Linked DNA regions of Homo sapiens: region 1 is linked to region 2. A link is an interaction called in ENCODE POLR2A ChIA-PET data of the cell type or tissue named here. Cell type or tissue: OCI-LY7. All regions are shown on one strand. Each heading gives the region's core, and the rest is flanking DNA. Links, peaks and the distances in the headings are about the cores only.

Region 1 (8,186 bases), core at 2,709-5,208, 66 kb after region 2:
TTAAAGTTCATATGGAACCAAAAAAGAGCTCGCATCGCCAAGTCAATCCTAAGCCAAAAGAACAAAGCTGGAGGCATCACACTACCTGACTTCAAACTATACTACAAGGCTACAGTAACCAAAACAGCATGGTACTGGTACCAAAACAGAGATATAGATCAATGGAACAGAACAGAGCCCTCAGAAATAACGCCGCATATCTACAACTATCTGATCTTTGACAAACCTGAGAAAAACAAGCAATGGGGAAAGGATTCCCTATTTAATAAATGGTGCTGGGAAAACTGGCTAGCCATATGTAGAAAGCTGAAACTGGATCCCTTCCTTACACCTTATACAAAAATCAATTCAAGATGGATTAAAGACTTAAACGTTAGACCTAAAACCATAAAAACCCTAGAAAAAAACCTAGGCATTACCATTCAGGACATAGGCATGGGCAAGGACTTCATGTCTAAAACACCAAAAGCAATGGCAACAAAAGACAAAATTGACAAATGGGATCTAATTAAACTAAAGAGCTTCTGCACAGCAAAAGAAACTACCATCAGAGTGAACAGGCAACCTACAGAATGGGAGAAAATTTTCGCAACCTACTCATCTGACAAAGGGCTAATATCCAGAATCTACAATGAACTCAAACAAATTTACAAGAAAAAAACAAACAACCCCATCAAAAAGTGGGCAAAGGACATGAACAGACACTTCTCAAAAGAAGACATTTATGCAGCCAAAAAACACATGAAAAAATGCTCACCATCACTGGCCATCAGAGAAATGCAAATCAAAACCACAATGAGATACCATCTCACACCAGTTAGAGTGGCAATCATTAAAAAGTCAGGAAACAACAGGTGCTGGAGAGGATGTGGAGAAATAGGAACACTTTTACACTGTTGGTGGGACTGTAAACTAGTTCAACCATTGTGGAAGTCAGTGTGGCGATTCCTCAGGGATCTAGAACTAGAAATACCATTTGGCCCAGCCATCCCATTACTGGGTATATACCCAAAGGACTATAAATCATGCTGCTATAAAGACACATGCACACGTATGTTTATTGCGGCATTATTCACAATAGGAAAGACTTGGAACCAACCCAAATGTCCAACAATGATAGACTGGATTAAAAAAATGTGGCACATATACACCATGGAATACTATGCAGCCATAAAAAATGATGCGTTCATGTCCTTTGTAGAGACATGGATGAAATTGGAAACCATCATTCTCAGTAAACTATTGCAAGAAGAAAAAACCAAACACCGCATATTCTCACTCGTAGGTGGGAATTGAACAATGAGATCACATGGACACAGGAAGGGGAACATCACACTCTGGGGACTGTTGTGGGGTGGGGGGAGGGGGGAGGGATAGCATTGGGAGATATACCTAATGCTAGATGACGAGTTAGTGGGTACAGCACACCAGCATGGCACATGTATACGTATGTAACTAACCTGCACAATGTGCACATGTACCCTAAAACTTAAAGTATAATAATAAAAAATAAATAAATAAATAAATAAAAAGAAAAAAAATCCAATATCACAAAGAAAAAGCAAGTAGAAGGCGTATGATTAAAATAGATTAAAGATACATAATTTAAAGCAATGCATAAATTTTTATTGCTTTCTGGTTTTGAAAGATAGCAATATGACATTTGGAGAAAATGGGGAGGATTTGAATATGACTTGAATGATAGATGATATTAAGAAATTATTGTCAATTTTTTTAGAAGTTAGAGGGATATTGTTGCTATATGTGTAAATGTCCTTATTCTAGGACCTGTATTCTAAAGTTTTTAGGAGTGAAGTAGCATGCTGTCTCTAACTTATTTAAACAGTTCAAATATATATATATATATTTAAATTTGTGTCTGTACATGTGTAGAGAAAAGAGAGATGGTATATTTGGGAAAATGTTAATAGATGTTGATAAGATTTGTGAATTTATCTTCACTGTATTTTTTTAATTTTTCTGTTTGTAATTTTTCATGACAGTGAGAGAAATTTCTACTTTTGTAAAAGACTGATTGCAGCATTAAAGATTGTGTAGTTTTTTTATTTCAAAAAATATATATATATATATCTCCAAAGATTTTCAGTCTAAAATCGGGTAGAATTATGGCAGAAATATATGTTTTTGTTGTTGACATTTCATTTTTCATGATAGGAAAAAACATGCTATTTTTTTTGGGAGGGGCAGGGAGAAACATTCATTTTATAGCAAGTTAGGTGGGAAAAAGCACCTGGGGACAAAGGAAAAGCAATAGGTTTCCACCTTGATGATCCAAAAGTGAGTTATGAAGGCTCATAGAATGATCATCATCAGAATTGTTAGGAACCTCAGAAAAATAAGTCCAAATCCCTTATTTTTTAGGCAAACAACAGGGACCTGATGATTGCAGAGACTATTTTTTCATTTTTATTTTTATGGGCACATAGTAGGCATGTATATTTTTGGGACACATGAGATATTTTAATACAGGCATACAATGCATGATAATCACATCAGTGTAAATGGGTATCCATCACCGAAAACCTTTATCATTTCATTCCAATTATTCTCTTTTAGTTATTTTAAAAATGTATGATAAATTATTGTTGACTGTAGTCACCCTGTTATACTATCAGATGCAAAATCTTATTTATTTTATCTAACTATATTTTTGTACCCATTAATCATCCCTCTCATTTCCCCACCACCACCCCGACTACCCTTCCTGGCCTCTGGTAACCATCATTCTACTCTTTACAGAGACGTTTTAAAAATTTAATCAGGACTTCAGGTAGAGAAAGAAAAGGCACCTTTCCCCTTCTTCACTGTGCAAATCACAACATCCTCTGTTTTAAGCAGCTCTGGCTACTATAGCAAAATACCATAGACTGAGTGGCTTATTAAAAAAACCAGAAATTTATTTCTCACTGTCGTGGAGGCTGGAAGTCCAAGACCAAGGTGCCAGCATGGTTGAGTTCTGGTGAGAGCCCTCTTCTTGGTTGCAAAAGGGTACTTCTGTGTCCTCACATGGTGGAAAGAAGGCAAGACAATTAGTTCTCTGGGGCCTCTTTTGTAAGGGCACGAATACCATTCATGAAGGATCCTTATGACCTAATCAACTCGCAAAGGCTCAGCCTAATACCATCACATTGGGGGTTTGGATTTAAACATATGAATTTCGGGAGAACACAAACATTCCTTCCATTGCATCCTCCTTCCAACACTGACTCCCACAACTCATACTGCACCTACTACTAAATCCACTACTTTGAATTTGGATGGGTGCTGGCAGGAGGGACTGAGGGGGATCGGAGCGCTAAAAGGGGGCATAAGGGAGAGGGAAGCTGAGACAGTCAGTACTTGCAGAACAGGTGCTTCTCTTTTAGATGTGGAAATTCAAGCCACTGAAAAAAAATTTAGAAGAGACCTGTGGAACAGTGGACTTCTGGGCTGACCCAAGCACAGACTGTACACATCAGACAATTTGGAAAGCACCTGGCAGTCACTGTGGAGAAGGATCTCTGATGTAAATATTAAGCAGTAGCATTATTACTGTTTATATTTATAGCATAGTTTCTAAAACCAGCAGCCAAAGAGTTCAGCGGAACTATTTGAGAATGAAGGCAGGAAATCAACTTGTAAGCATCATCAAAACTTTGTCAGTTTCCTCTTCCTCTTTTAGGCTGACAACATGGTTTTTGAAAGGATGAGAAAGCACTTAGAGCGGTTAGGTACTCCAGATGTTAGATCACCTGCTCCAAGATTTCAGCTGAGACTTGCAAATTTGTTTCATCTAAATTTCTTAAGCTAGTTTCAAGCCTTGGTCCCTGAGGCAGAATTGAAGACTATAAAAATAACCCCCGGTACAACTCCCAGGCTGGAAGACAGATGCTGCAGGCAGAAGTGATTTCCATAGTTAGAACTGCTTCTACTTTGGGGCTGCCCCAGAATTTCCGGAAATGATTAAGGAGATCTGAGGGACCACAGAGATCAGCAGGAGCAGTTTTTTTTCATTTCCCTGAAGTATGTTTTGGGTATGTTGGTGGATGATGGGAAGGGTTTGTGGGACAGTTGCCAATGGCACCAGGAAGCAAGGAGCCAGCTCCCAAGTCAGTGCTGCCTGGTGTGAGAATACCCCATGGCTCCCTTCTGCATGGACAGGCCTGGGGTTGAGTGTACCGGTGACTGGGAAACACCACAACTCCCTCTGCCCCGCTCTGCGAGCAGTCACACACTTGCAGCTCAGGAAAGAACTCCAGTAGGTGTTTTCATCTTCCTTGGAGCAATGAGTGTTCATGTCCCATGCGCAGCTGTAATCTACAAGCATGTCAAGTGGGGTGTGTGTGTGTGTGTGTGTGTGTGTGTGTGTGTGTGTGTGTCATGGGAGAGATAGCTCATGTCATCTGAGGACACTTTGTTCCAACTTTGGCCTTACTTTGTTCTTGTGTCAAAATGTATGGTCTAAGACCCCAAAACACCACCTGGTGAAGATTTATCCCCTAACCTTAGGGACCTTCTGTACAGTAGCACATCAGTAATTTGCAGAAAATATTGTGAGCCCTTGATCCAAAGGGAGCAGAAGTCCGACTCCTTCCTTGTCACCTATCCTCTCTCTCTCCTCCAGTAGCTTGCTGCCGGTCCACTGATGATGCTCACCTGCAGGACTCAGCCCACCCAATTTCTACCTGGATCTTGTACTGGGGTGTGGGTGCCCCCCGCAGGATTGCTTCCCCCAGGGGTCTGTGCTGAGGTACAAGATCACCAGACTTACCTAGGGCAAATGAAAGAAGTACAGCCAGGCAGGATCTGAACTGTATTGACCAGGGAAGTGAAAGTCAAAACTGTAGAGGTGGTTCCAAGCATCAAGTTTGGTGAAGGATGAGGTGAGATGTCAACAGCAAGATGCATCAGCAGAGCAGAAGGAAGAAGGAAGCAGAACCCAAGGCAGCTTGAGGCAAGTTGACCAGAAGAGAGGATATGAAATGGATGGACGTGTCAGAGGTCCATTTCTACTTGACGGAGACAAATCCTCAAGGAGGTAGGAGGGAGCGGGTGGTTGGTAAACCAATTCCTTCCATAAGCAGCTGCATCAACAGCTTCCATCTTGCCCCTTGTTGGGTTTGGAGTTGAATCAGGCTCCCAGTCCCAGAACTCGGGGGCATGACTGTGGACTGTTTCAGCTCCCATGAAGACCCTTGGACTCTCCTGGCTGCCAAGTAGATCCAGGACTTTTCTACTGGAAGCAAGCTCTGATATTCAAATCTTAGCTCTCCCAGTGCCTAAGTGGACCCAGGCCATACGATGGTCTTCTGTCTAAACATCCCCTCTAATTCTGAGCCTTTGTGCTTAGTGTCCAGCAACTCCAGCCAGCCTCAACAGGGCCCTCCTGTGATACTCGACTTCCCCATTCCCTGGGGACTGGATTCTGCATTTGATGACCTGACTTCTGGGACGTGTCTTTCTGTATAATTTCAGGTTGAGAGTCTTTGGCTCTATCTCAATGACTCCTGAGTAAATGGCAAGAATTTCCTGCAACTGTTCCTCACTCTTCTGTTGGGCAGCTTCCAGAATGGGATAAAATCATTATATAGTCATCTACAAGGCCTGAGTATCCTCTCTGGCTGGCTTTTAATTAGTAACCCCACCCATGCTGGATTTATTGAGTAGATTTTTCCCCATTCTCCTCCATCTGCATGTTGTTGAAAGTTTAGGATGCCTTGGGCCCAAGCCCATCCAGGTGAAGTAATTTATAGCCTACTTTCATCTACTTCTTTTTGTAAGCACAGGCTCCAAGCCTCCTGAGAGCTATATGTTTTTAATATTTCATGGATAGTAGAATGAGTAAAGTTCTAGCTGTCTGGGGTTTCTTCTTTGTGAAATCCAGCTATCCCAGTTGTAGACTGTGGAGAGAGTATCAAGTTAGATTAAATTTTAAGCAGTATCCACATGCTAGCACCTGGAGAGTTTGCCAGTAACTACAACTGAGAGAGTCATACAAGGAGAACTTCCCAGCAGCTACTCTCTGCCTTAAAATGTAGAGCCATCCTAGAGGATTCATTATTTTACCTCCTTACTCAACGAGTCATTTCACAGGGCTCAGGAATCTATAGGAGGGTTAACATTCACTCCCTAAATCCAAAGAGCCCTATGGGAATCTCAAAAAGGGAAAATAGTCCATGGAATAAGGCAGGTATGTATCTGCTTCTGGCCTGCGTGTGTGGAGGATGACAGTAGGCCCTGAATTTACCTTTCTGTGATGGACACCCCTTAGGTTCTTATGGTTCATAAATCCATACAATCTACTGTGGAAGAGTTTGAGGAATGGGTTGATGGAATAACTCCGACTGTAAACTTGCCTCTCTCTCTGCTCACTCAATTACGTAGAAATAGGCTATCAGCCAACCTCAACTGTTCAGAATATGACCCCAAACCAGAGACTACCACAAAGATAGATGTACAATCACTTTATAGGTAGGGATTCCAATTCTTCAGTGAGTTTATTGTTTTTCTTTCCAGAATAGGTAAGAATCTTTTTTTTATTTATTTCATCTAGAGACACATCTACCATATTGCCCAAAGCACAACTGGCAGGAAACAGAGATTTTTCTGGATGATACTAGCAGAATTAAAATGCTTCTTTTGGTAATGTCCACCTATTAAAAAATGTCAGTAGCCCACTCACTGGAGCCATCTAGAAAAAGTTGTCCCCTTCCACAGAATAGCCTTTGCTTTTTAAAAGTAATGCTTTTTTTTTTTTTTTTTCTGTTTACAGACATTGTAATTTCCTTTGAAATATTGGAAAGCAGCAATCATGTGGACTGTAGAGTAAGACGGGCCAGGATGGAATCCCAGTCAGGCTTCTCTGTGACCTAGAGCTCCTGCAGCCCATTAACCTTCCTTTAATTTTCTTTAACACTGGGATAACAACCAGAAAGCCATAGAGCTATTGAGAGGAGCTAACACAGGTAATCTGGCTCTAGGAAGACTCAAGGATTACTTGTGGAATTTAAACAAAGTGAACCAGATCTTAATCCCAGTGTATTTTAATTCCAAGTTTGGTTTGTTTCTCCCTGATGAGTTACCACCAACCCCAATGAGATTGACAGAAAATGCTCTTTGGTTACTTATTCTTCCAAATATCCTTTCCTTCTCTTTAAAAAATATAATAACACATCTGGGATATATTATATGGTGGTATATATTTCAGTCTATGTTTCTGCTAATGCCTTAGTAAATAGAAAACGCATGAATGTTGACTGCTCAAATACAGTAGCCGCTAGTCAGCCTCAAGTGAGGCTGAATATGAAGTTAAACATTGCAAGAGTAAAAATAAGTGGGTCTATCAAAAGTGGAACACTATCCCCAGTAGTATCTGAATCACTTTTTATAATTAAGATAATGCTCTTAACCTCCTCCTACTGCTTAGAATAAAGAAAGTTATAAAAGTCTATGATGTTCTTATTTATATCAAAGGAGAGTGTATCAGTTAGCAACACTTCTGGATGTTAATATCAGTACATTTAACTGACAGTGGATTAAACCAACAGAAGAGTATTTTGTTATTGTTTTCATATTTTCTTAAACAGAAACCTTAGTCGAGGGCCAGCATCTCTGTGATTTTCTTGGTTTTCCCTCATGGTTGTAGAAAGCTGCCCTGGAACCAGACATCAAGTTCAAATCCAGCTGAAGAGCCAGGAGTAAAGAGACAGGACCAGCCACGTGCCACATTTTTTTTGTCAGAAAAGCCAGACTCTTCCCAGAAACACCGAACGGAGAGAAACACTAAACATCTCATGGCCAGAGCTGTGTAACAGGGCCACCCCTATCTGCAAGGGAGACTAGAAAATTGAGGTTTTATCTATTCCAGCCTCTGTAGTGGGGAAAGACAAGACAGAAAGGGGTGGGCATGGGTGTTGGGTTAGCCAATCTCTAATATCTTCCATCATGAGTCTTATAAAAGCCTTTGAAGGCTGAAGCCTATTGCAAATCTCCCTAAACTAACTCTGAAAAACAACAAAGGCATCATGCTATGGAGGAAAGAAGGAGAACTTTGGAATAGACTCACAAAAGTTTAGATCCTGGCTCAGTCACATACTGAGTTCAATAGCCTTCTCTTTGAACCTCTACTCCCTCACCTGTAATAATCTTGCCTCATAGGGTTATTGTGAAGATGAAAGAATGTGAAA
Region 2 (8,186 bases), core at 2,192-4,691:
TACATGAACTATAATTAGGGTGACAACAAAAGTTATTGCCCAAACCAGGACATGTTTGAGAGTGAAAGGGGCATTATTAATAATTGCACTGGGACAACAGGTGTAAGCCAGGACAGATGACACCCTAGCCATGGTCCTACCCCTTGCAGAAACTTCTGAGTGTTTGTGAATCAGAAGGCAGTAAATAAAGAAAATATATTTGACAGGGGCACGAAGTCTATGAACACTGCCTTCCTTCTTCTTCAGGGCAATAGGCATGAGGCAAAGGTAAGATAAAGACATGAGGAAGAATGTTAACAATAGGTAGTGTTTAAAAACCAATCTGTTGTTTATAATCTATTTTTGTTTCAAGGTAGGGTGAACTGAAGAAAAAATTCACTTAAAATGAATTTTTACATTACTAGACAAGAATGCAATTCTTAAAGAGTAAGAAATCCCAATCATAGTTTTGAAACCAGCTAGGTAGCTCTAACAGTCAGAAGTTTCCATCTGGCCCCAAAGAAGAAGTCACATTTCTGTGTTCAGGACACTTCAGGATGTTGCCACAAGGATCTCTTGACTGTCTTTGCATCATCTCAGGTTTCCTAGAGGAAAAAACTAACATTTTATTTAATCTCATAAAAATTCTGAGTGTTTCATAAATTGGCTGCTTCATTTTTACAAATATCGAAACAGAGGATCAGAGATTACCTGCCCAAGATAACCCCATTAAACACAGACGTGGATTCAAACTCACCATGTTTTACTCTTCCTGTATTGCCTAGGACAAAGGTATCAAACAAAAAACGGCAAAACATAGACTCATTCATTAGCACCTCAATGTTTATTGAGTGCCTACCTTTTATCAGACATTGTCCTACGTACTAGGGATACAGAGATGAGCCTAAAACAGTGCCCTGACACTTATATTCTAGTGTGCGAGGTGGGAAGATCATTACTGGCAGAAGGAACAGCACATGCAAAGGTTGTGAAAAGATGATCCAGATACTAATCCAGCTGTAGAGAAGTGAGACAGAGAAGGCTGGAGAGAGAACCACAGAAGAGAGTTTGTGGGGCCCTGTAAGCCCAGGTAAAGACTTCACATTCCAAGTAGAAAAAGAAATCAGGAAAATGTCACGATGTTATTTATAGCAGTGGGAAGCCTGGACTGCAGGGGCCAAAAGAAGCAGCAGAAAGACCTGTGAAGAGGCTCCCACGGTCTTCACAAATGCTAGAGATAATGGTGTTAGGTGAGAGAATTAGCAGTGGAGGTGGTGAGAAGTGGATACAGAGAGGGTGTACTCCCAAGGCCATGGGAAAGGATTTGCTAATAGGTTAGATGCTGGCCTTGGGCGCCAGAGAGGCACCAAGGAACTCCTGTTAGTGGAACCATGAATGCAGATTGGGAACAGGAGCAGGAGGCTGAGCAGGCAGGCGGGACGTCATTTTGAAGTTCTCTTCAAATGGAAGGGTTTCAGATGTTCAGGGAACCTTTGGGGAGTTTTAAGTAAGGGAGGAGAATCATTCCATTTTCCTTTTGGAGAGATCACTCTGGTGGCAGTGTTTGGAATGGATTAGAGAAAGGAGGAGAGGAGAAGCAGTGAAAGCAGCTGGGAAATTAAATGCTGAGTTAGGTAGGGGATTATGAAGGCTTGGACTGAGACAATGGCCGTGGGGATAAAGAAGAGAGGCTACATTTGAAATATTTATGGGGCAAGGGAGTTAATTAAAAAACAGTGGCTTATTAGATGTGAGAAGAGAAGGAGAAGATTAAAATAGTCTCCCTTTCCTGAACGTTCTGAAGTCTGGGAGGTTCAAGAATCTCAGCAAATCCCAGATTTTCTTAAAGGGCCAGTCAATGTAAATTAATGAATAGTTTTTAAAAAATCTTCAAAGAAATATAAAGAGTTTTTAAAAGAGAGAGCAGAGGCAAGGTATTCCTTTTTGTATTGGACATTTTTTTATATCGGGTCCAGAATTTAAATGTATACCAAGAGTTTGAATTGTAGTGATCATTCTGTTGACTCTGTATACCATAAATAAGTGTAGCCATTATATAGGGTGGCACTTTAACACTCTAACGTGTTGTCTGTCTCAAGAGGTTGCCTTGGAAGTTTATAGTCTGAATGTAATGATGCTGCCCATCATTTCTGCAAATTTTCTACCCTTTTTGAAGGAGGTTATTTTTAAAGTCAGCTGGGCATTGCATTAGAAAGAATTCCCACTACTTTGGCCACCAACCTAATTTTTACTTTAAAATAGAAACACCCTGGCCAGGTGCTGTGGCTCATGCCTGTAATCCCAACACTTTGGAAGGCTGAGGCAGGTGAGTCACTTGAGGCCAGGAGTTTGAGACTAGCCTGGCCAACATGACAAAACCCTAAAATTACAAAAATACAAAATTACTACTAAAAATTACAAAAATACAAAATATAGCCAGGTATGGTGGCATGCGCCTATAATTCCAGCTACTTGGGAGGCTGAGGCAGGAGAATCTTTTGAACCCAGGAGGCAGAGGTTGCAGTGAGCCGAGATCACGCCACTGTACTCCAGCCTGGGCAACAGAGTGAGGGCTCAAAAAAAAAAAAAAAAAATAGAAACACTCATCTCCATTGTCCACTTTGTTCACACAACTTGACTGTTTCAAAAAGTCATGTCAGTGTACAAAGGATGAAAATTTTCTTTACTGAGGTTATGTAGGACGCTGTGCTGCAGGTTCTTAAAGCTGTATGGAACCACGGTATCAAAGTTTCCTCTAAGTCATGGGGGTTCTTTCTGGTATCTGGGCCTTTGGGCTTCTTCTGACTTCAGGGCTCTTCCTCCCTCCCACCTTTATTTTCACAACTTGTCTTTCAGAATCAGTTGAGCTCTGTGTCCCTAGAATTCATCCTCAGACCTCCAAGGCCGTATTGTTTGTCCTGTGCACTCCTGGGCCTCCAATGTTTACCTCTGTCCCCACCATATTGCAATATTCTATTGGCTGCTCTCACTACTTATCTGTGATCTCTTAGAGAATTGGAATTGATCTCTTCATAGCCTTTAGCACTTAGCATAGGGCCTAAGTGCTAAATCAATATATATGCTTAATAACTGAATAATGGCTAGCTCTAAGGATTAAAACAATGTTTTTCCTTTTTTTTAAAAAAAAGCAACCTCAAAACAGTTAATCTAAACTCTCTTGGTAACAACTTTAGCCAGGGAGTACTCGTTTGGAGGTACATACATACTCTGACATCTGGGTGTCTGAATTATTTTATTGGTCATATAGAATAATAGGAGTCCATTTTAAAGATACATTTTTAATTGGCATATCTCTAACCACAATAGCAGCAGCGACTAATCTTAGGCAACTGGCTTTGCACCAGCTCCTATGGCAGAAACCACCAGTTATTCCTTACTAACAGAACCCCCATTTCGTTGACAGTAATGATGCACATGTCTACATGCTTTTTTGAATTGGCTATGGCCTTGTGACCAAGTTCCAGCCAGGGAGCTGGAACAAAGATGTTGAGAAGGACTTCCAGAGGGCTTCCTAAAAGGCAGACAGACATTCTAGGAAAGCTCTTTTCCCCATTCTCAATTGTCTTAGTCCATTTGGGCTGCTATAACAAGATGCTATAAACTCAGTGGTTTATAAATAATAAATTTGTTTCTCACAGTCTGGAGGCTGGGAAGCCCAAGATCAAGATGCTGGCAGATTTGGTGTCTGGTGGGGTCCTATTTCCTGGTTCATAGACAGTGACTTCTCCATGTGTCCTCACATGGAAGGGGCAAGGGAGCTCTTGGGAACTCTTATAAGGGCACTAATCCTATTCATGAGGCCACCATCCTCATGACCTAATCACCTCTCAAAGGCACCCCTTCCTAATACCATCACCTTGGGGTTAATGGTTCAACATTCATATGTTGTAACATATGAATTTGTGGGGGGACATAAGCATTTGGTCAGTCACACTGGTACTTACACTGAGCCATTTTGGATCATAAGATTACCTAGAAGGAGCAGTCTGTCTCTAAGATGCCAGAGCCAAAAGAACAAATTCTGAATCCCTGTGAAGTCATGGAACCAACATCTTAGCAGCAATCTGCTATCTCCAAACATTAAAAAAAAATTTTTTTTTGAGACAGTATGTTGCTTTTTCACTCAGGCTGGAGTACAGTGGTGCAATCATAGCTCACTGTAACCTCAAACTCCTGGGCTCAAGAGATCCTCCCACTTCAACCTCCCAAGTAGCTGGGACTACAGGTGCATGCCACCACACTGGGCTAATTAAAAAAAATTTTTTTTTAGAGATGGGATCTCACCATGTTGCCCAGGCTGGTCTTGAACTCCTGGCCTCAAGCAATCCTCCTGCCTTGGCCTCCCAAAGCACAAGGATTACAGGCATGAGTCACTACTCCCAGCCTGCAGGTGTCTTTGCATGTGGAAATGAAGCCTTGTGCAGTTAAGCTGTTGTTATTTTGGATTTTCTATACCAGGCAGCTACACTTATTCCTAATGAGCTTAGGTGTTTTACAGAGAATATTTCAGTTAACCTTTACCGTACCCCTGTGAGTTAGGGGTTATTGTCCCCACTTTTCAGTTGAGGAAATTGAGATAGCAGAGTTGAGTTTGAACCATGACTGCTTGACTCTAGATCCTGTTATTATATGAGAATGGGCCTCCGTTTTGAGTGATTTAAGCATCTCCACCTATATGGAATTGTTGACTTTATACTTTCCTATACATTTCTTTAGATCACTCTTCTTTTTATCTTCTTTCACGTGTTTTCATGTCATCAGAATTTATGGTTGGACAGGAAACCAGAAGGACTTTGTTTTTAAAGTTTTTGGCCCAAAGAATGAGGCCAATAACATGTGGCTCAACCAAAGGGCATGTTCTATTACTCTCCGAGCATCTGTATAGTTGGGGTTTGTTTTAGAGAGACACTGACACTTCCTTTGTCCTGCTTCATCTTCATGATGCTCTGAGAGCAAGACAGAACGACTGATGTTTCTGTTATTTAATGAGTGAGAAGACTGGGCCAGTCTAAGGATGTTGACCACTTTTCATTGTGTACGCAGGGTCCAATACCTGAAGTCACTCTGTCCTGTCTGGGGACTTTTGGAGACCACTGTAGTCAGTAATACACTGGAAGAATTTTAGAACTCAGGAGAACCTCTCTAATTTCACTCTCTCAATATATTTCTTTTAATTCAATTCTAATTATCAAAACTTATATAAAATATTTATACCAAGAATTTTAAAGAGCTCTAAAATAATCAAAAAGGATAAGATTACAGGTAATTTTTTACCTGTTTGTTGGGGTTGTGAAAGGGCCATGATGCAAACTTACTTTATCTGGACTTCAACTGCCACATCTTATGCATTTGTGAAGAGATAATTCAATTTCTAATAAATATCTCCTGGATTCCTTTATAAGATATTTAGCTTAGCCATGTCGTTCCCTTTCATCTAGTGAAACTCACTCTAGCTCTTAAGAGGATCATGTCATTTTGCACATCAGTGAATAGCCTCACATCTCCTGTTTCTACTCACAGCAAACACCCTTGAGGTTAGAGCTTGATGGTTAAACACAAAGAGTCCCAATGCCCTAAGATTCCACAGACGCCTGTTGAATTACCAGGATGCTCATAGACTGCAAATACTTAACAAAAGGAGTTTCTCCCCCTTGACACCCCCCTCACCCTCGCCCTCAACACTCTCACTCCCACCACAAGTGAAAGAGAAAAAAAATCCCACTTCAAACAGTGCACCTGGCTATAATCTTTTCTACTTCAACTAATTGCGATTTCCAGTGGCATGAGGTTGGGGGATGGGGAGGGAGTGGAGACTTCACTGGCTAGTAATGAAGTATCAAACCACAAAATGATTTCATACGGTCGATTGTTCCATTCCAGGGCAGCCAACATCTTACATTAATTTTCAGTTGCAGGAACTATAGTTCTCATACAAAGAAATACATTCCTAACAAGGTACAGGAATTAATTTTCAAAATGGCCTTAATGCAAAAGCAGGCAAAGAGTTTCAAGTTGTTTCAGAGTTTCAGAATGACTTTTACAGATGTCTGAAAATCACTCAACTTCTGGACTTTTAAAAAGCATTAATGCTCTTAAAAGAGGCAAACCCCAGTTTTTATAATTGACCAAGTTTTGAATTACACTTTCATGTTTGTGACTATTTGTATAACATCTGTCTAGCCAGATTGTACATGTCATGTGGACAGAAACTTTGTCTATTTTTATTCACCACCTTATCATCAGTATTCAGCAGAGTGCCTGTAGCATAGCAGGTGTTCAATAAATACTATTGATTTCATGAATGAATGAAATCCCAAGGCTATAGATAATTCTTTAAGTGTTTGCTATAATAATATCCTGTTGCCAGATGGCCAGAAGGGAAGAGACAGAAGGAAGGGAATGTATAAAATTTTATAAATGTTATTGTTTATAGAATGCTTTATGTAAGTGGAAATATTTTCACACATAGTAATAATAATGGTGATTATCGGTAGCAGTAGAGTTATTATTAGTAATAGTGAGAGTCATAGGGTGTGGGGTGTGGTAGTAGCCTTGAGTGATTATTATATGCCGGCTGTTGGGCTTAGCTCTTTGCATGAATCACATTTTATATTCACAGTTCTCTGTAGGGTAGTAATTTATATTATCCCAATTTCACAGATGAGAAGACTGAGGCATGGACACATAAATAACTTTTTCAAAGTTCCAGGATCACATAGGTAGGAAGTAGCAGATTTTGAACTAAACTTTATCCCATCTGTAGCCTATTTCCCCCTTTTTCCCTTTCCTTTTCCGTTCCCTTTCGTTTTCTTAGAATAGCATATTGATGGTAGACATTGCGGTTTGGCTCTTTAAGCGTCTATCCCAGGTCCCTTCTCCCTGACTTTCCTAACCTATGAAACTAGAAAGCTACACACTTTATTTCCCAGCATCCTCTGCACAACAGCTGGCCATGTGACACAGTTTGGGGCAAAGAGTTAGAAGTGGAAGTCAGCAGAGAGAGCCCGTGACTGAAGACTTGGAAAAGCTCTTGATTTCTCAAAAAAAGGGACAAGGTAGCTAGCATTCCCCCATTTCCCATCTGCTTCATTCATTCTTGAATGTGATATTTGTCTGTCAGGGGGTGCAGAAGCCCTTTTGTAACAATGAGACTGAGAGAATCACAGGACAGTCAGCCCCAGCATAGTGTGCTGGCTGCACCAACCCCAGTCACACTTTACATGCTGATGTCTTATTACGTCAGGTAAACAAACCCCGATTTGTTTCAGCCATGGTGAATCTAGCTTGCACGATTTGTAGTTAAAATCATTACGGCAGATGCCAACATGCATCTTCTAAAGTTAAGGCTGAGACTTAGGAAGCTGCTTCAGGGGCAATGGGAGGAAACTGGCTTTTGGCCATGAAACAAAAAGTAATCTCACTTGTCTTGATGTTGAATCTTGCAGAGTGGGGATATTGAAATCTCAAGTCAGATAGAATGCACTAGATTGTGAAATAAGGTATAAATATCTATATTTGCCATTGTCTTTCCAAAATAATCCTAGGCAGCAAGTGTTGCTATAAAAAAGTATTAAGTCAATGCTTTGCAAATTGTAATCAGATTAAAAGAAAAAGAAATCCAGAGACAAAGAGGAAACCTGATAATCCTTGCATGGATATCCATACATTTAAAAGGACCCTGCATCGTTGCTCAAAAAGCCCAAAGAGCTTTTGTGGCCTGACGTGGAGAACTCATAGGGACTGTGATCAGTCACTTAAGAGGTTGTGTAAATTCCTGCCATTCATTTTGCTCTTTATTACAGTAAAAGAAAAAATTTCTTAAAACTTGCCTAAGTGGTAATCTCAGATTAAGGAGTTTCTCATGTCCCATATTTGTGAGCCTGCTGGTAGCTCTCTACTGGTACATGTGGCTCTTCTGTCAATTTAGAATGATCTCCTCTGTCTGGATAGGACATTCTTGGCCTTTAGGAGAGAGAGATTGTGTTTATTCTGAACTATGGCATAAATTAATCTGGCAATTTGTTTCTCCAAATCATTCAGTTCAGTTCCTTCATTCATTCAACATCATGAGAGACACTTAAGAGCTGTGTTTCTTGGAATGCTGCCTTGTTGGCAGTCAGAAATGGCTTGATAGTTTCCAAGGAAAAATTGATGACTTAAGCTTATTCATATTTATTTGCAAATTC

Evidence for each region. ChIA-PET counts read pairs that join two places held together with the same protein. Peaks named below come from ENCODE experiments on the same cell type or tissue, not always from the same donor. Only the 100,000 strongest peaks of a DNase experiment are listed, where the experiment ranks them.
Region 1: POLR2A ChIA-PET joins it to region 2 with 5 read pairs; 2 of 35 experiments call an interaction of 5 or more read pairs at or near these places.

What each region holds. Positions count from the first base shown.
Region 1 is chr12:105,780,585-105,788,770 of GRCh38, forward strand. It overlaps LOC105369960 (a long non-coding RNA gene), which reads left to right and starts at 3,339. Exons shown (of 3, transcript XR_945310.3): 1 at 3,339-3,526; 2 at 4,625-5,038; 3 at 6,773-6,860. RefSeq lists enhancers at 3,409-3,458, 3,499-3,638. In OCI-LY7, for the core only: no CTCF peak of the experiment used is centred there; a DNase peak (open chromatin) is centred at 3,667; H3K4me3 peaks cover 494 bases; H3K27ac peaks cover 1,433 bases.
Region 2 is chr12:105,715,563-105,723,748 of GRCh38, forward strand. CASC18 (cancer susceptibility 18) reads left to right here. Exons shown (of 5, transcript NR_110109.1): 3 at 6,661-6,719. Among named protein-coding and RNA genes, the nearest start is that of CASC18, 15 kb to the left of the region's middle. In OCI-LY7, for the core only: no CTCF peak of the experiment used is centred there; no DNase peak of the experiment used is centred there.